Linked DNA regions of Homo sapiens: region 2 is linked to region 1. A link is a contact called in ENCODE Hi-C data. All regions are on one chromosome and are shown on one strand. Each heading gives the region's core, a stretch centred on a gene start or an enhancer-like site at or near the end of the contact. The rest is flanking DNA. Distances are from core to core; before and after follow the strand shown.

Region 1 (3,124 bases), core at 387-2,886:
TAGGTCTTCATGGAGGTGCTGCTTCAGCCAGAGGTGAGTTTGCTGCCAAAACTGAGAACCTGCACCTGCTCCAGGTGCTCAGAGCAATGGCTTTCTCTTCCCATCTCAGCTTGGCCAGTTCATCTGCTTCCCTTCAGAACATCTACCCCCTTTACCCATGTTTTTCCTCCCTTGATGTTTTTCCTCCCTTGACTTCCTTTCAAGTAATCAGGCATGTGCACTGGTCATCTGCACTATTCGTTAGCCTAGGAATCTATTCTTTTTCAAAATGGATTAAGCAATGTCTTCCCTACCTCCATCTCAGGACAGTGAGGGTAAATGAAGCCCACTGTGAAGCTCCTTAGAACTGGTACTGCCACACAAAAGTAAAGTACAGGTTGGGTATTGCCATCATCTGTCTGTCTCTATATCTATCCATCCATCCATGCTGTCTAATCACTCCTAAGCTGTGTGTCACAGAAGGATAGAAAACATTGTTGAATCTATAATACCTAGTACAGTTTCTACAGCTTCTGCACAAAGCAATTGTTCATTAATTTTCTAGTGAAGACAATGATAATGAGACCATCTGAGGGTTTGGGAGACAGATCATTGCAAACAGCTACACCACTGATACTAGAATTCCTAGAATGTCCCATCTCCTACCTCTGGCTAATTGCTTCTTTGAGACTCAGTTTAACACACCATCTTTGCTAAGAAAGCCTTCTGTCCTCAGTACCTTAGTACCAGTACTCATGTCTGAGTTGAGTACCTTCTCCTGCTACCATAGAATCCTCTGCACACTTTGGTCATTTCTCTTACTGTGGTGGACTTTGTCTCTTGACATGAAGGGAAGGTCTATGAAATGAGGGATTATGTTCTAATAATATTTATCAGCATGGCTCAATTCCTGGCACAATGCAAGAATGCCATAAATAATAAATTAGTAGTATGATGTGTATTCCCTTGATTTTTGTCTGAATATTAGCCTCATGCCATATAGACTGTTGTGTAGAGGAAATATTACTTAGATAGGTGCTTAAAGATTTCTTTTGTGGCCTTGTCAAATGGGTAGAAAAAATGAAGTCAGGAGGTCTGGGTTGAGTTTTTGACCCTACATTTTCTTAGAGAAGATATGATTCCAAGCATTGTGCTTCTTTGAAGCTTCTCTTGAGCAGATGTTGTGGGTTTTACTCAGACTGTGTCCCTCACAGGGGCTGGAGACCTAGGAGGTTAGCTTCAAACAGCGACAGCAAAATGCACCAACACCCAAGGAACTTCTAAAGGGTTACTGGTGGAATAATATTATCCTTCCATTTGTGTTAGTTTGTTTTTTAAACCTCAGAGTGTTCATATGTGTCCACAATATTGTGGACTCTTTAAAAGGAGTCAGAATGTCAGAATTTGTTTTTGTATGTCTCGTTTCTAGCACAGAGTAAGCACTCGGTAAATATTTACTGATTTATATTAATATATCTGTCGAGCATGTACCTTCAAGTTTGGGACAAGGTTCTGATTTTATTGCCCCTAGTTATTGATCCATTTCTCTACTAGACCATTTCTTTTTGCTCTGAGGTGCCCGGCAACGTGATAACACAGCACACATATGGAATAGCCTGGCCAGGTTACCTCTTTAGACAGTGAGTCAGAAAGACAAAGGCAAAGGAATTGTGAGTCATGCATTCCAGGGAGGACATACACAGCAACGTAACTCATTTTTAATAACGGGCTCAGAATTATGAATTAAAGCATTAACTAACACCCTGTGGTGTCCTGGAATGTGACCACCAAAAAGTCATTGCCATAGGGGCAGGTCTGGGTTGGTTCAGCAACTTTCAAATGCCAGCTGGACTACAGGAAGAGTTTGTTGCATTAAGTAATTTATGGGGTGCTACGAAGTTCCTTAAGCTATTATTAAAAACATGCAAACTCCTCCTTGGTTAGACCTCTAGTAAGTCAGACTTCTAACTAAGCAGAACTGATAGGCCTGTCTTTTGATGTTTAACGAGTTCTGCAGCAGATGTGAGATGTGATGGACAGGGCTGTGGTGGTGATTTACTGGTCATGAAACAGAATGATGAGAGCCCTCTCCTGAAAAAAGAAAATGTAGCCAAAGGACAGGTTCCCCCCGGCCCCCCACAACCCCTGGCCTTCCTCTCCCACCAATCCCTTCCCCTTCTTTCTTTCTGCATGTGTTTTTGATTTCCTTACCCCCCTGCCTCTCAAGACTGGGATCATTTCCATTCAGGCACACACAGAACACTGCAAGCTAATTAGCCTTGGATACAGCCACAGGAAGTCAGGCTGCCAAATCCTCTTTCCCCCACAATTCCTCAACTTTCTGAGCCTGCCTCAGGCCCATGGCCTTGCACTAGGCCTCTCTGTATAAGTTGCCAGTTCTAATTTTGCAATTTCCCTTCACCTTATCGAATATGCCCCAAGCCTGCCAGTGGATGGAGAGGGAAAGGCTTTGGAGTCAGTCTTGTCCTCTGGACTTTTTCCACTAGCCCCTTCTCTGCTTTCTCCCTACAATTAGGGAGACTTGTTTGGATACAGTTTCAGTGTTGACTTGTTAATCTGACCTTTGTTAATGCTTTTTAAAGGAGAGCATTGCCCATAATGCAAGAAGCTTGGGAGAGTTCCCCACTAGGCTCTTCCATCCCACTCACATCCCCAACTCCCAGGGGCCCTGTACCTCTGACTTTTCATAAAGGTTAAACTATTTTCCCACAAACTGTAGATGTCAGCCCTTCCCTAACTGATTTAGCTTGAGAGCCCTTCACACTTACTGGAATAGGGTGTGAAAGGAAGACGAGGAGAAGAGAGAGGGCTGAGAGGTGGAGAGTTGATAGCCTGGGCTCTGGGACCCATACAGGGGAGGCATGGCGTGTGGGCTCCTCATAAGGGGCACCACTCTATGGAAGCCCTGAATTGGAGGCAGTCAATGGTAGTTCTCAGGTCACATCTAAGCCACAAAATAGAAAATTGGTTGCCAACATTTAAAAATCAGAAGATTTCACATAAAAATCCAAATTGCTTGCTTCCTAGAAGAAAATTAGATCTGGCAACACTGAATCAACGTTCAGGCTTCCATGATACAATTGGCTGAAGCTGAGTAGCTCCTCCATCCTAGAAGTGGAGCATA
Region 2 (3,124 bases), core at 359-2,858, 320 kb after region 1:
AATGAAGAGATAAACCAGAGACTGAGAAAAAAAATTCAAATCATATATTTAATACAGGACTCATATCCAGAATATGAAATACACTTACAACTACGCAACAAAAAGATAAATAACCCAATTTTAAAATAGGCAAAATATTTGAATAACCATTTCATCAAAAAGGTGTAGGAATAGACAATAAAATACATGAAAAGATGGTCAGCATCATCAGTCAGCAGGGACATGCAAATCAAAACTACAGTGAGACACCACTTCTTACCCACTAGAATGCTATAATAAAAAAGGACAGTAACACCTGGGGGAAGTGAAATAATGACGTGGAAAAACTAAAACACTCACGCATTGTTGATGGGACATGCAGTCACGTTGGAAACCAGTTTGGCAGTATCTTAAAATGTTGAAGATATATTTACCATATGACCTAGCACTATCACTTCTAGCTATCTACCCAGAAGAAAAAAACCTATGTCCACACAACACATGAATGTGAATATTCATAGCAACTTTATCCATAATTGTCCATAAAGTAGAAACACTCAAATATGTATCAACTGATAAATGAATAAACTAATGGGAGCTATCCATACAATTTAATAGGATTTGTCCCCTAACAGGATTAAAATATTGATATGTGCTGCCACATACATGAACCATAAAAGTATATTAAAGTAAATGAAAGAAGACAGATACAAAAGACCACATATTGCATGATTTCATTTATATGGTCTCCAGAAAAGGCAAATCTGTAGAGTCAGAAAGTCAATTAGAGGTTGCCTGGAGCTGGGGACTGGGAAAAAGTGGTGGTGACTGATGAACATAGGGGATTTCTTAGGAATGATAGAAATGTTGCAAAACAGGATCATGGTGATGGTCACACAAGTCTAAAATTTTACTGAAAATAATTTAACTGCACACTTAAAACAAGCGAATGTTATGTCAATTATACCTCAGTAAAGCTGTTTAAAAACAAAAGAAATTTAGTAGTGTGGCCCCCATCAGTCTTGCCCTTTGTTTAATTTCTCACTTTCTTTAGGGCTTTTATTTATCGGTTCCACTCAGAGACTCCAAGAGACACTGGCTGAAATCTATCAGCCTCCAGAACTCTCAACAGCATAGGGAATGTCTGGCCCCATCCGAAAGGTGATGGGATCTGTAAGGTGCACTCTAGCATGTGCTATAGCAGGCAAAGGTGTGTGATGCACCTGGGTGGTTCAGATAGTGCTCCACATGTCTCAGCAAGACCCAGGGCCTGTAGCTATCGGAGAACAAGCTGCTACATCTTGCAGCACAGGGCCAACCTTTTCTAGGCAAGTGGGTTTGAAGCATTGGTAGTCAGGTCCCAAGTAGCAGTTGAATGTTTTCAACATGGGAGGAGGGCAAGACCTAGAGTGGGGTTTCAAAGCAAATCATTTGTAGAATATTACTTCCAACAACTGCAGAAAGCATTCGTTTCAAGTGTTTATGGGATGTTCACCAACACAGACCTTTTGCTGCACCATAAAACAAGTCTCAATATATACACAAGGATCAAAATCATACAGAGTATATGCTATGGCCACAGTAGTATTTAATTAGAAATTCAAAACAATAAGATATCTAGAAGATTCCCAATTTCAGAAAACAAGCTACATACTCTGTTGGTATCGGTCACTTGGGTCAAAGACGAACTCACAAGAAAAAATTCAAAACATCATTAACTGAGTGATGATAACCCGATGCATCAAAATGTTGGCTGCAGCTGACACAGTGCTTAGAGAGAAACTTACAACTTTAAATGCCTGTAGTGGAAATGAGCAAAGGACTAAAGTCAATTATATATGCTTTTATAATAAGAACCCTGAAAAAAAGGAGTAAAACAACCCCCAAGTTAATAAACATAAGCTGATAATAAAAACAAAGAAAATCATGAAATAGAAAAATGAACAAACAATAGAGACAATCAATGGTCAATCCTTCTGTACTCCATGAACAAAACTTCAGTTCAGAATGATTTTATATTTAAATATATATCCAGAACCACAGAGATCTTAGAAGAATAAATTAAGAAAATATAGGAATAAAATGAAAATTCTGTGGGAATAAAAATCAGAAAGTAGCTGCCTACCAGGGTAAATTGGGGGCAGGGGAGGGAATTAACTAAGAACAGGCAGAAAAGAACTTTCTGCAGTGAAGGAAATGACCAATACATTTTTTGGGTGCTACTTACATGGGCATACATAACTGTCAAGGTTCATCAAACTAAACACGAGCTCTGGGCATTTTAGTGAATATAAATTACACCTGATTACACCTGGATTTTTTTTTTTTTTCTTTTTTGAGACGGAGTCTCACTGTGTCGCCCAGGCTGGAGTGCAGTGGCGCAATCTCAGCTCACTGCAAGCTCCGCCTCCAGGGTTCACGCCATTCTCCTGCCTCAGCCTCCTGAGTAGCTGGGACTACAGGCGCCCACCACCAGGCCCAGCTAAGTTTTTGTATTTTTAGTAGAGATGGGGTTTCACCGTGTTAGCCAGGGTGGTGTTGATCTCCTGAATTCATGATCTGCCTGCCTCGGCCTCCCAAAGTGCTGGGATTACAGGCATGAGCCACTGCGCCTGGCCTCGATTTTTTTAAGTAGAGGAAAGTATCTTGGAGAGCTTATGGTGGTGAAATTTGGGCAGTTCTCAGGTATACGCTCAAGGAGCATTCACAGCATCTTCAGAAATTTGCTGAGAATGGTTTTGTACCCAAAAATATGGGAAAAGTTCAAACATCTATGATAAGAGTCATTGGAGCATACAACCACAAATCCCCACTCCTGTGGTACAGGCCATATCATTAAATGGTTAACACTAGATAGCTTTCCTTCAATGGTGTTCTTCATCTAGGAACCCAGAGCTCTCTGGGGGAAAATTGCAATTGAGGTTTTGGATATATTGAATAGGTAAGTAAGTCACCTCCGTAAAACTTAGTGATTGGAGCTGTCACCATTGCAAATTTCTAAACTTTGCAAGACAGCAGCAACATTTCAAATGACACTCAGAGAGAGGAGATAACGAGCTAATGTGGATTTCCTTCCAAACATATTTACTGCACAAAAGCAAAGTTCACATTACACTTGGAGATTTCTCTCAGCCTAGTTTAAGAT

The links. A loop is a pair of places that touch in the nucleus more often than their neighbours do. Pooled maps may share reads with other maps.
Region 2: a map with no recorded cell type shows a loop between it and region 1 (2.8-fold over the local background). The contact joins the promoter of LINC00622 here to the enhancer-like site in region 1. A Hi-C loop is called at or near these places in 1 of 168 maps with a recorded cell type or tissue (mammary epithelial cell), 5 of 37 single-sample maps with no recorded cell type and 9 of 50 pooled maps.

Annotation. Positions count from the first base shown.
Region 1 is chr1:119,277,940-119,281,063 of GRCh38, forward strand. No RefSeq gene overlaps it. Among named protein-coding and RNA genes, the nearest start is that of LINC01780, 49 kb to the right of the region's middle. Within about 2 kb of position 1,637, at least 4 of the 41 ENCODE cell types and tissues checked have a DNase peak (open chromatin) inside an H3K27ac peak, as active enhancers do; they include mammary epithelial cell, where a contact is called at or near this core.
Region 2 is chr1:119,597,683-119,600,806 of GRCh38, forward strand. LINC00622 (long intergenic non-protein coding RNA 622) reads right to left here and starts at 1,609. Exons shown (of 1, transcript NR_036540.1): 1 at 20-1,609.